2 separate regions of the Homo sapiens genome follow, and region 2 is linked to region 1. A link is an interaction called in ENCODE POLR2A ChIA-PET data of the cell type or tissue named here. Cell type or tissue: GM12878. All regions are shown on one strand. Links, peaks and the distances in the headings refer to the core of each region. The heading gives the core; the rest is flanking DNA. Region 1 overlaps LOC124901615 (a long non-coding RNA gene). Region 2 has its middle 150 kb from the start of HERPUD2.

Evidence for each region. Peaks named below come from ENCODE experiments on the same cell type or tissue, not always from the same donor. Only the 100,000 strongest peaks of a DNase experiment are listed, where the experiment ranks them.
Region 2: POLR2A ChIA-PET joins it to region 1 with 12 read pairs; 2 of 35 experiments call an interaction of 5 or more read pairs at or near these places.

What each region holds. Positions count from the first base shown.
Region 1 is chr7:35,729,217-35,732,021 of GRCh38, forward strand. It overlaps LOC124901615 (a long non-coding RNA gene), which reads right to left. Exons shown (of 2, transcript XR_007060286.1): 2 at 2,746-2,805. Among named protein-coding and RNA genes, the nearest start is that of LINC03013, 14 kb to the left of the region's middle. RefSeq lists enhancers at 67-166, 1,077-1,326. In GM12878, for the core only: no CTCF peak of the experiment used is centred there; DNase peaks (open chromatin) are centred at 215 and 1,405; H3K4me3 peaks cover 894 bases; H3K27ac peaks cover 2,059 bases.
Region 2 is chr7:35,543,616-35,546,420 of GRCh38, forward strand. No RefSeq gene overlaps it. Among named protein-coding and RNA genes, the nearest start is that of HERPUD2, 150 kb to the right of the region's middle. In GM12878, for the core only: no CTCF peak of the experiment used is centred there; no DNase peak of the experiment used is centred there; H3K27me3 peaks cover 188 bases.

The DNA of each region.
Region 1 (2,805 bases), core at 183-2,682:
TGCAGAGTGGGAGGAGGGCAGGAGTATGAGATGACCATTGCCCAGCAGTAGTATCAAAGACTCAGAGAGTTTACAGCCTGAAGGAAACTTAGGTCTCCCATTTCAACTCATGACTTCTACAGAATAAGGAACTGAAAAGCAGAAAGTGATGGGCCCGGCAACCCAAAGTATCTCAGCTAGTTTTTTTTTTTTTTGTCATTTTTGGTTTTTTGGGGCATGGTGGAGGAGGTGTTAGGGGACAGTTTAGCACCAATGCCTCCTCTTCCTGCTGTGAGTCACCGAGCAGCCTAGCAGAAAAGCTGTGAGGAGAAATGAGAAGCTCTAGAGGCAATCAAGCTCATCTGTCCTGCTGGGGGGCCAGTGTTAGACACCTGACATGTCTTAAAAGCGGAGTCACCAAAGGACATCTTTTTCTTAGAAACTCCCCTAGCCTCCAGAGTCTGGTTTTAAACTGTCTGTGGCATAATCTCAGAGCCTCCAGCAGGTCTCAGGGACTGTGCTAGATACAAAGATGAATGAGATAAGATAATGAACAAGAGACATATTTCCAGGAGCTCTGAGCCTCACAGGGAATCAGAAGTGAATAAAAGGGAGCATGATGCAATGTGATAAATATAATACCTATGGCACAGAAGAGGAGTTGATAATTGCTGGGGGAAGCAAGAGCAGGGAGCTGGGAAAAGAAAGCTTCACAAAGGTAACCGCAGGGAAAGTGTTGAAGGAGGAATAGGAGCTTTTCAGAACACTAACCCCAATGTTAATAACTGAATTAGACCAACCTTCCCCAAAGACCACTATTATTCCTCAAGGATTTACACAGAAACTGTTCTTATCCCATTTACCTCTTATTACATAATGGGAACCCCCCACCCACCCACACACACACACACATATTTGAAAGTATATGATAGATGAAATGAGTTCACTGCCCCATCAACCATGATCGGCAGGGCCAGATTAAGATCTTCAGAGACTCTGGGCACTGCAAAGTTGATGGTGCTTCCATACGTAATTTAATGTAGGAAACAATGCCATCATGCACATGCCTGTAAAGAAGTCCAGCAAAGTTCTGGTTTTTCCTACAATGACACATTTTAGATGTTTTTCAAAATATCAAATAGCCAACATCACCCATGTAATGGTACTGGGATTCTTTTGGTGCCCCTGCTCTGCCAGTGCCCATGCCTGCTTATGGGTGACCCTGCACTGATGAGGCAGCCCCTTCCCACGCCAGAAACCCCAGGTGGGGTTGGCCTCATAAGTTCATATTCCTATTCTTAACCAAATGGACTTAAAGTTGTTCTTTCACTTCCCCATATATCACATGCATTATGACTTTGTTCTTTATCCCTTTCTGTCAACAAACACTCAACCTGCAACCCACGAAGGCCGTCTGAAGGTCTAGTGGTCTGGTTAACCATAAAGAAAGACTGGTGTGAGAAATGCTATTTTCTTATACTAAGCTCAGCTGCTTGTAGCAAGAGGAAGACCATGTGACAGTGAGGTGTTTATGAGCACAGGCTTTAAAAACAGCCATGGTTTAGCCGGGCGCAGTGGTTCATGCATGTAATCCCAGCACTTTGGGAGGCTGAGGTGGGCAGATCATGAGGTCAGGAGCTCGAGTCCAGCCTGACCAACATGGTGAAATCCCATCTCTACTAAAAAAAATACAAAAATTAGCCAGGCATGGTGGCACACGCCTGTAATCCCAGTTACTCAGGAGGCTGAGGCAGGAGAATCGCTTGAAACCTGAGAGGCAGAGATTGCAGTGAGCCAAGATCGCGCCACTGCACTCTAGCCTGGGAGACAGAGCAAAACTCCATCAGAAAAAAAAAAAGAAAAAAGAAAAAACAGCCATGGCTGGGTTCAACATTTGCTCTTTCACTTAACCATACGATCTTGGGCAAGTTACTTTACACCTGTAAATCCAAATTTTATCATCTATAAAATGTGCTTAATAATAGCACCAGCCGGGCGTGGTGGCTCGCGCCTGTAATCTCAGCACTTTGGGAGGCCGAGGCAGGTAGATCACCTGAGGTCAGGAGTTCGAGATCAGCCTGGCCAACATGGTGAAAACTCATCTCTACTAAAAATACAAAAATTAGCCGGGGGTGGTGGCGGGCACCTGTAATCCCAGCTACTCGGGAGGCTGAAGCAGGAGAATAGCTGAACCCAGGAGGCAGAGGTTGCAGTGAGCCAAGATTGCGCCACTGCGCTCTAGTCTGGGTGACAAGAGCAAAACTCTGTCTCAAAAAAAAAAAAAAAAAAAACAGCACCTACCTCCTTACCTCATGAAGTAATTTGTTGAACAAATATTTAGTATACTCTTACTATGTGCCAGGCACTATCCTTGAACAGGGGATACAGCAGTGAGCAAACAAAATCTTTGCCCTAGAGCTTACATTCCAGAGGAAAAAGATAGACAAAAAAAAAAATAGATATCATGTATATATTTAATTATATATAATTATATATCATGTTACAAGGAAAGAGCTAGGCAGCATTGGGGAGAGCTTTCATTTTAGATGGAGTGACCAAGAGCCTGAGTGATAAGGTGACTCTATGGACATGAAAGTGACAGGTAGGCACCAGGGGGACAGCCTTCCAGGCAGGGGGAACAGTCTGCACAGAGGCCCTGAGGCAGAAGCAAGCCTGAATGTTTGAGGAACAGTGAGTATGGCTGGAGTCAACCGAAGGTGGAGCACAGTGGAGGAAAATGAGGTCAGAGAGTAGGAGACTGAAGGGTTTTGAGCACAAGGGTGGCACGGCATGACACGTGTTTTAATAGAATCTCTCTGGCTGCTG
Region 2 (2,805 bases), core at 181-2,680, 190 kb before region 1:
TCCACACAAGAAAAAAGCTGAACTAACTGAAAATCAACAACTCTTCTTAGATCCCACCAGAGAACTGAGGTCACAGGGCAAACTACTGTCCTGAGGTTTGCAGAAACAGACAGGAGGATACAGATGGATCCAGGAGGATCCAGGAGGATCCAGGAGGATCCAGGAGGATACAGGAGGATCACAGGGACAAACCTCTACACAAACCAGTGCCAGGGTAGGGAAACCTGAACTGTAGTTGATGAATTGCTGGGGGCTCAGGGTGGACAAGCCTGAGAGATTAAAAACCCCAAGGGGCCCAGCCTCAGGGAGGCTCCCACACTTAGTTTTACCTCTGGGAGCCCTACCACGTTCTGATAGTGAAGCTAGGGGAAAAAATCCCCTCATGCTCCCAACAGGGAGAGGAAAAGAGGAGATATTTTGAAGCATACCAGATCATTCTGTTCTTCTTAACAGGTCTGGTAAGATAAACTATCTTACCACAGAATAATTGACTAGGGTTTTACCAAAGCCCAGTCGACCTAGGGTAAGAGAGATACCCAACTCCAGCCCCCTCTAGCCTGTCTGCATCATATATGGGAGCGGTGGGGGTGTGCAGGGAGAAGCACTTGTGAGGGTCACAGCCCAGGGCACAGGCTCACTGAAAGACTGAGACCTAATTGTCTACAGCACACTCCCCTCCCTGCACCTCACCACCACATCCCCTGAGCTCCTGCACCATAGCGAGGAACTACAACAGAAAGAGCTGCATGTCTCAGATCTTATCCAAGGAGAATTCTCTAGGGAAACACAAAGACAACAAAAAATACACAAATAAGGACACCAGAGGAAATTTTAGAGCCACACCACAGCTCTTACCAATACATGGGGCACCAACGTGTGACCCAAGCTCAGCCGGTTCAGTGCACCTGCCCTGGACTTTGACTCTTAAGCAAGTGAAAACCAGATTCAGGGATGGTTTAAACTTCATCCTGTCTGCCATGGTGGTGACATCAAATGTCCCAGGCCCAGCGTGGTGATGCTTCCTAGCTAGGTAGTGGCCTTGCTGTTGTTCCTACCACTCTGGCCTCCTTGGTTCCTGTCTATTTTCTGAGCAGGCTTTGATCTCTAGCCTGCCCGCTGACTCTGCAAGGTACCTAACAAACTTAAAATAAAAAAGTGTTCTTCTCTCTTTCTCTCTCTTAGAACTTCTCTTAACATCTCAGGGGACTCTAGTGTTTCTGGGAATACAGTGTGGATATTGCTGCATTCAAAGGGTAAACCATCAAGCCAGAGAGGCCTCTGCTGAGCAAACCACCAGCTGAGGGGAAATTACACAGGAGCTAGAAAGAAATTATTTAGGCAGTTAGTGAGGGTAAGAGAGTCCTCAGCAAGGTTTCCCTTTTAATAAAAAGCAGTCCCCAAATCATTTCTTTTCTAACAAAGAGCTGCCTGAAAAATCAAGCTGCAGACAGAGAAAAGCAAACTAGAAGCTCACATGGGTGAATGTCGGCAGCTGTGCCAACAGAAAAAGGCTACCTGGGGGCCAAGTATGCTCAACACGGAGGTTCCATCTTCCCTTTTCCATGCCAACCATGTGAAGAGTAAAGGAACAGGCAACATGGCACTGGCCAGATAGAGAACCCATGTGCATAATAAAAGATTAGGGTGGGGTGGCCAGCTTCTTCATGTACTATGTAAATGGCACACCTGGTCCAATTAATCTTTGGGCCCTGCTTAAATCAGATGCTGCCTCCTCAAGCTCATCTATAAAACCCTGTGCATTTCACCACGAAACCAGAAGACCACTCAGGAGCCCCTCTCTCTCTGCAGGAGAGAGGGCTTTTTCTCTTTCTCTTGCTTATTAAACCTCCACTGTTAAACTCACTCCTTGTGTGTCTGCATCCTTAATTTCCTTGGCATGAGGCTATGAACTTCAGGTATTACCCAAGATGAATGATGCCACTTCAGAAAGAAACATCAGGAGAAAGAACCTGCAGAAAAACCTGCAGCATTAGAGGCAAAGGGAGCTGCAGGACAACTCCAGGGAGCATCCTGACCAGGGCCTCTCACAGGGGTCCTCAGCCCTGGATACACATCAGAATCCCCTGAAGAGCTTAGAAAAACCAACCTCCACCCTCAGAGACTCTAAGTAGAGGGAGGGTCCAGGCATCCCACGGAGTCCATCTCCCCAGGTGAGGAGAGTATGCAGCCTGTGAGAACCATAGAGGCGGGGCTGATTACATCACACCGAGTGTCCCTCAGACACAGCAACTCATATGGCCAGAGAGAACCCCCAAGAAGACCCCATCTGCAGAAGACAGACCTTCTATGGGCTTCAGATTTCTGGCGGGGAAGCTCGCCTTCAACAGCTCTAACCACAAGAAGCGGTGGTTCTTTCAAGGGCAGGATGAGGAACAGGCAGAAAATGGTGTCTTTTCTGTCTTCATCGGAGCTGGGCCATTAAGCCAAAGTAGCTTCCTGTCTCCCAGAGACCTCACTCACCCCATCAAAAGCCAGAAACAGGATGAAGGATTGCAGTCTCTCACAATCAATCCATTTCACAGGATCTCCCTTTCATTTATTTCCTAAATAAATGGATTGGTTTGGGGATGGTTTCACTTCCAATCAGTCCTGTCAGCTCTCCATATCGTAAATTTGTATTTTCTTTTATAAAGCATTTGCCGTGTTCTTGTCTCTCGGATGTGGCTTTAGAGATGGGCATCCTGAAGACTTAAGTGTTCTGTTTTATTTTGTTGTTCTCTTTTAGGCTTTCTAGGTGCCCACTTTCCTGGCATCTCAGCCTTTATGTTAACGGTTCTCAAAGTT